3 separate regions of the Homo sapiens genome follow, and all the other regions are linked to region 1. The links are chromatin loops, found by intact Hi-C in ENCODE. Cell type or tissue: Calu3. All regions are shown on one strand.

Region 1 (2,500 bases):
GTTCTGTATCCTTGTTCCATACTGCCCTACTTACAAGTATTCCCAACTCATCTAAATGCATAAAACCCACAATCCTGTTTTCACTCAACACCCTGCCAGTAACTGTTGCCTTCCTATCTAAATATGATGGAAATGTGTTATATATTTAAGCTTGTATTATCATTTTCAATATTTCTATATTTCCTGTAGACTTTTCTCTAGTGGGGAAAATATTTTTTTAAAAAGAACTCTTTCGAAACGAATTTTATAGCATGTAGACCAGAGATGGCCAAATAGGTTATATACGCAGAACCACCTCTGGGGATCTCACCTCTGGCAGCCATTATTTTAATCAGGGCACAATTTCCTGCTGAGTCCAGGCTTTACCTCAACCTTCTCAACACAGCTCTCCAGGAAGCAACAACCAATTTGACTATACTGGGAGTGGGGTTGACACATTTACCTTCCTGACCCATCCTTGGCAACAGCTGGGGAAATGAAATGTTCTTGATGGTGATGTTGGCCTAAAGGTTTGGGAGGAAATTGCCCTACTTCTTTACTGAAAGTATAGCCAGATTAACTGCAGAAAGCAAAAATATCATTATAGACATTTTTAGCTTGGCTTTGAAAATGGGCACCATTGCTTCTCTGTAACAGGTACAAAGAACTCAGGTGTGAATGTTTCCAATGAATTGAAGTCTTAGCAAGAAAGTTTCTCGCTCTTTCTCTCTCCCTGTCTAAGTGGGGAAGTATTTAATCCTCTTTGCAAACACAGTCCCAGCTTTCAACCTCACAGGACTGCCTACTGTGTTGAATTACATTCAAAGGTTTATCTGCCATAGACCACTGACCCTAGGGACCGGGCTAAGACTATTCATATTGTCTAGAACTATAGGTCAGATTGAAACCTGCATCTCTGGCAAAAAGCCAACACTTCATTCACCACATCACTCAACTTTTCTCCTCATGTTATGTAATTACAACACAAGTGTCCAGCCTGACATTTCAGTATGAATATTAGTGGGCATAAAAATTCAATCCAGGCATACGACAGACAAAACACTACCAATTTTTACTTTTTAAAATGCAGGGACTGGCATAAAGGAGAGAATAGACCATTACAATTTAGTATACTGACTTAGTAGAGTTAAGTCACTGTAAACCATCAGGAATGGAACACCTGAGCGAGTAAATTTGGAGAGCATGTATGCATATGTGTGCAACTATTATTTGTGTGTGTTAGCAGTGGCTTACAGAGGTTAGTATAGGGGCAGATGGAGGAGGTCCATTCGGTTACAGGGTTTCACATGAATGCCTCATTATTTTGCTACCATATTTTCCTGTAGGTGGCAGCACTAACAAGGCTGGGGTCAGAGAAGAAAGGTTTAGCTTCAGATTCTGAAGAGAAATTTTTAGTAACAAGAGTACAAGAAGAAATTAAAACTTGTGCTTTCCTTTTTAATTAACTATAGATGCTGAAAGTCTTTCAGTAGCCAACATGTTATTCAAATGAACACACACACAGCCATCTCATTTAAAGAAAACAGACCAACACTGGCTAACTTGGCATCATCAGTCGCACTGGAGAGACTTAGAATGTTTCATGTTCTGTGTGTGGGAGAGAACGAACACAGTTTGTTCGGCTTGAAGTATCATTTCTCATAGATAAACATAGAGGAGAAATTTATCCCAGAACTTTTATTTCAGAGAACACTAAAAAAAGTTAGTTATGGCAAAGTTAGTAGCTGGAGTTAGAATCTCAGACCCAGTTTCTGAGGAATCAGCATAATTTCATATGTTATTATTACCTTATTATTCAGTAATTAATAGATTACTAAAATGGTAATGAACATAACAAAATAAAAATTTCAGCCAATAACAAATAAATACCCAGATTTTATAATGAATTTAGTAGATATTTTCAGTTGACATTTTTAAAAAAAGAATACTAAAAGTGTATTGCGAATTTGAGTTTACAAAATTTAATTATTACTAATCATAAAATTATAAATATATGCTCCTAGCTGTGAAATTGATTTAATATTTTACAATCTATTCTCCTGTGCAATCTCTAATTTTAAAAGTCTGTTTTAGGGTTTGTTAGATTTCCTCACATAGACAGTAAGCTCCTGAATAACCACATAAGTTCATCTTGCACAGCAGCAGCGCTATCAGCTTTTGAACACTCACTATGTAAAATTCACTTTATCCTAATCCTCCCAACAAATGGAAGGGATGGTACTGCTTTCTTCATCTTTCACACTGAAAAAGCTAAAGACTAGGAAAGTTAAGCAACTAGTCCAACTGCATATAAAAACTAAGGTGTGAATTCTGGTGTTTAGAGGCAATACTCATTTTACTTACTCTCATTCCCCTGCTTATTGGTAGTTCCCACTGCCAAAGTAAATTACACATAGTAGGTGCTGAACCAAGCTGATGGATTCTATTATTTTAGGATGCCATTACCCTAAATGATTCTGGTTAATTCAGCAGTTGTCCATTATCTATGCTCAAATTAATG
Region 2 (2,500 bases), 300 kb after region 1:
ACAGGAAAAAATGAGTTCCCACAAGGTCACCAGATGAAAGAAATAGAGCCTGAGTTGCTTGTTAAATATACAGATGAACAGCTTTCTTTTCTGGAAATTATGATTTCTGATTCTATAGGTTCTGAATCTAGACTCTGAAATCTACTTTGTTTACAAGGGATTTGTGAAATTTTTATCTATATGTCATTTTGGGAAAGAGCAGAGCAGTGTGCCCCAACCTTGGGTGCACACTATAATCTCCTGGAGAGTGTTTAAACCACACAGATACCCCAGTCACTAGACTTTCTGACTTAATTGTGTTGAAATTGAGCCTACTCAATAGTCCTGTTAAAAGCTCTTTCATATGATTATATCATGAAGGGTTCTCAAACTTTAATATGCATTCAGTCACCTGGATAAATAATGGTTAAAATGATTGAGTAGATTGTGATTAGCAGGTCCGAGGTGGGGCCTAATGTTCTGCATTTCTTTTTTTTTTTTTTTTTTTGAGACAGAGTTTCACTGTGGTTGCCCAGGCTGGAGCACCATGGCACGATCTCGGCTCACTGCAACCTTTGCCTCCTGGGTTCAAGCAATTCTCCTGCCTCAGCCTCCCGAGTAGCTGGGATTACAGGCATGCGCCACCACTCCTGGCTAATTTTTGTATTTTTTAGTAGAGACGGGGTTTCTCCATGTTGGTCAGGCTGGTCTCGAACTCCTGACCTCAGGTGATCCACCCACCTCGGCCTCCCAAAGTGCTGGGATTACAGGCGTGAGCCACCGCACCCGGCCTGATGTTCTGCATTTCTAACAAGCTCCCAGATGATCTCTGTGCTTCTGCTCTCTGGACTACCTATAAGTAGCAAGGCCTATTGAAGTGAATATTTTGGGGAATGGAGACAGAGCTAAAGCTACTGATCACTCACTCACCCTCCCTCCCCACCACACACACACACACACACACACACACACACACACACACTATTTATGTATTTTAGATTCCAGGGGTGAATAAGATGCACAGCATGGAAGAAAAGGTTGAGAATAACCTGCCAACCTATCTAGAGGGAAGAGCTACTGGTTAAACAAATGTGATAACATGCCACAGTGCCTTGCACAGGGCCTGGAACACGAGGTCTCAGGAAATGCTGCTGAATGTGAAGCTGAACCTTCTGAAGGAACCTAAGCAGAGAGTGGGTCATTCAATTGAGAGAGGTCACTCAAAAGAGAGAGGAAGACTTCTTACCCAAGCCTTTCCTTAAATAGTAATGCCTCCCTATATTAATTGCTCTTTCCCTATATCTCTATCAGATTTAGACTTGCTTCAAAACCTGGCTTACCTGACTCAAGTCTTCAAAGACTGGTATTTTAACTAAACTGACTTAGTTCTTCTCTTTTCTTGGTAGTTTAAGAGTGATTCCTTTTTGGTAATAAAGGCATAAATAGAATAGCATTTTTGTTACTAATATATTTCTTTAGGTCTTCTTCATGACTTAGTTATGTGCTCCTGGAGACCTGGGTCCTTTATTTCTTTGGTGTTATTCTCACTACATTTAACACATTTATGTTTACTGCCCACATAGTAGGTACTCAGCATGCTCACTGATGGCAGTGTTGGAGTAGAATCCAAGGGATTTTTATACATTGCATCAATCTGGAAAGAAATGAATAAATTTCAGCAGTGCCAATATAGGATAATATATAAATGCATTGCCTTATTACTTTAAGCAGTTTATTTTTTTCCTTAAGTATGACTGAAAAAAAAACCTAGGGTCAGTTTGTATAACAAATCCATAAGGAGTTCTCTAGTTATAATAATAAATATAGGTTTTTTAATCAAAATAAATGCAGAAAAATTATGTCTTCTTTCTATTACATTCAGAACTTACTTGACCCTAAACTTTGCAATAAGAAGTATATGAAAGTCAAAGAAGAATTATTAAAAGAATCAGAATTAAAGTGTTTTGCCCTACGAAATGGATACATTCACAATTGTTTTAAACTTTATCAAGTGTTCTTAGTCTGAAATAACAATGAGGATTAAGGACAATGTCCAAAGAAGATAGGCACCAAGGGAATGCTAAATTAATGTGAGTAAATGAATGAATGAATTGGTGAATAAATGAGTTGTTCTCAGATTCCATTGGTACGAAACAAGGATATGGATTTCTAAAGTAGAATGACTGATTAAACACTGAACGCTGAACAAAACAGCATTCAGAATGGTGGTGCAATAAAATATAATCCTAGTAATGAGGAGGAGTGGGTTTTAGTCTCAGCATTGCCAGTAGTGCCTTGGGCATGTCACTTAATCTTTCAGGTCTCAGTCAAAATAAAATAATGTATACTAACGATCTCTGAGAGTACATCCAGATCTAGAATTCTATGAATTTCATAAGTCAATTAAACTAGATTTTTTTTCTTAAAAATCAAAAGTTTTTCCAGTTTCTAGACAAAGATTCCAATTTACTTTTGAAATTTTACTTCAGTACAGAAAACTTATGCTGCCATAAACTGCCAT
Region 3 (2,500 bases), 270 kb after region 1:
GCTCATGTCTGGTTTTCTACTATAAATACCCTGACTGTCATGTGTATAGGTGACTGTTCTGGATATTCTTGAACTCAGTATTAGGGCTTTCAAGCATCACGAAGGGCAAATCTCACTCTAACTATTCCCAGTGGGCCTCTGGCAAGTGGGTTAACCATGCATGGATGTTCTCCAATGCTACTGGGTTCAGAGCCAACTCAGAGGATTCTGCTTTCTCACGTTGGCCAATATGGGTGGTAATATCAACCCTGGTATTTTTCTGAGCCACAAGCATGAAACCAATCTTAACATTAATTGGCATAATAAGAACAAAAACTGTATCTGACCTCACAAAATTCAGCTTCACAAATGTAGGCTTTCCAAAATACAAAAATGACAAGTTGAGAAAAATCAAGTTTATTCAAGCTTGAAATTCAAAATTTTTTGTTGTTGTTAATATCTTTCGCTAGCAGACACACACATATGTATATACACAAAACTAAGAATATCAGTCCATTTTTATTTATTCAACATATAGTTTGCTGCATTCTATTTATTTATTACTAAACAGTTATACTAACACTAATTATATCATCTGACCAGAACCTCTAATTAGAAGCTTGATGTCTTTCGTTCATATGAGTGTAGAATTGATGATTATTTTAAAATAATAAGTAGATAAAATCTTCAAATATATAGTTCCAAAGTGACAGAGTGGTCAGATGTAACCAATTATAATTTGAGTCATTGCCATTAAAAATAAAGAAACTGTACATAATTCATACTCTGATAGTATAGTTATCATTGATACAACCCTGTTCTGTTCTATAGATGCTACTGCATCCCAATGCATAAGTGGCAAAGTCTTTATCCTAGGTCTTGGTCTCTTCATTCCTAAACTTTCTGTAATATTTCTTTGACTATAGATGTAGGTGTGCACACACACACACACCTCATTTTGCAGTATTTCTCTTCAATTTTATATCTGGCATATATCTCTATTTAGCCAATCATCACACTGATATGCAACCTTGGTTAGGTGTTTATATGTCTCACCGTACTCTGTTGCTTACCTTTGTTTCCAGCATCTATCCCAGTGCCTAGAGCACAATAGACACTCAATAAGTATGTTAAGAATGAGAGAATCTGTCCCTTCAACATTATTTTTTTCTTTTTAAAAGCAATTAGCCATCTCACCACTATACAAAAAGAGCACCTAGTTTGACCACTGAAAACTGCAAACATTTTGTCCTTTTCCACCCTGTCCGTATCAGGAAACACTCTTGAGTTGATAGTATTAACTACCACCTAGTGGCTAGGATGGGAACTATATGATTTGATATATGCTACCTGCCACCTTCAAGAGACTTGGGAGATTTAAACCTTTGGAAATAGGGTTTATCAATGACAGCAGGAGCAATAAGTAAACCCCAGCAGAATCTAATTTCAGCTCCAACAGTCACACACCTGAGCGCTCTTATTTTGGGTTTGGAGCATTTAATGCTCCTTTGGGATATTTGCATACAGCAAATATCAGACTTCTTAAATCCAAACCTCTCATCTCCCACTTACTATCTGAATGACTCTAGACAAATTATTCAGCATTTCTATATCATAGAGTTCTTCTCATCTATAAAATTGGAATGTACTATATGGCCCTTCATAATCGTAATATCCACATTGAGGATATCAATGTACTATATGGCCCTTCACAATTGTAATATCTACATTGAGGTTCTCGTGAAGAAAAGACATAATAACCCATGTGAAGATTATCGCAATATCTGCTTCTTAATAACTTAGTAACTGAGTATTGTTTCTGTATTGACCTAGTCTGTCTAGCTCAATAGTCTAGCTTCCTGGCTAGTCTGTCTTCCTTTGTAATCAAGGGTGTGAAACAATCTCTGATTATACTGCCTACTCATGAAATTTTTCTCCAGGTCGGGTCTTCATTTTCATTTTCTTCCTTTGTTTGAACTAGTGTCTGCTCTGGCCTTTCTGGCCCTGTCCTCTTTATAAGTCCAATGCATGTCTCAGTATCTCTTCTCCACAACCTACTTCTTTTCATTGAGAAGGTTTGTGTCTGCAATAATGTTCTTACATTTTCATTTATATCACAACAGAGATAATTCCATCTTGGGTACTATTCCTTGTCTATAAATATACTGCTCTGGCCATTTACTCCTTCTCATGTATCTCCTATTGTATGCTCGATTTATTCAGAAACACTTACCATCCTTTCTGCAAACTCATTCCTTCTGTCCTAAGGTATGGCTGATAACACATGTGTGGGCCTGTGGAAGGTTACCTGTATAAGAAAAGAGAAAGGTTAAACATTTTAAGTAAAGTTAGCCACAAATTCTATGAATGCTATCAGTCTTTGTGTATCTCCTTAAAAACCCACACAAACTTGCCATTTTCTAACTCTCCGTCTAATGAAAGTATACTTTTTCTTCAAGCACCAGTCTACAGGAAACTATTGTTGAATCTTTCTCATATAATTTCATTGTCAAAAACAAAA

Evidence for each region. Peaks named below come from ENCODE experiments on the same cell type or tissue, not always from the same donor. Only the 100,000 strongest peaks of a DNase experiment are listed, where the experiment ranks them.
Region 2: it touches region 1 in a loop (2.9-fold over the local background); 16 of 110 quality-filtered maps call a loop at or near these places.
Region 3: a loop joins it to region 1, with 6 times the contacts of the local background. A loop is called at or near these places in 19 of 110 quality-filtered maps.

Annotation. Positions count from the first base shown.
Region 1 is chr6:126,803,110-126,805,609 of GRCh38, forward strand. No RefSeq gene overlaps it. Among named protein-coding and RNA genes, the nearest start is that of RSPO3, 310 kb to the right of the region's middle. In Calu3, no CTCF peak of the experiment used is centred here; a DNase peak (open chromatin) is centred at 1,322.
Region 2 is chr6:127,103,943-127,106,442 of GRCh38, forward strand. All of the region lies in intron 4 of LOC105377989 (a long non-coding RNA gene), which reads right to left. Among named protein-coding and RNA genes, the nearest start is that of RSPO3, 13 kb to the right of the region's middle. In Calu3, no CTCF peak of the experiment used is centred here; no DNase peak of the experiment used is centred here.
Region 3 is chr6:127,068,800-127,071,299 of GRCh38, forward strand. LOC105377989 (a long non-coding RNA gene) reads right to left here. Exons shown (of 14, transcript XR_002956387.2): 5 at 2,213-2,287. Among named protein-coding and RNA genes, the nearest start is that of RSPO3, 49 kb to the right of the region's middle. In Calu3, CTCF peaks have their summits at 1,283 (motif pointing left) and 1,482; no DNase peak of the experiment used is centred here.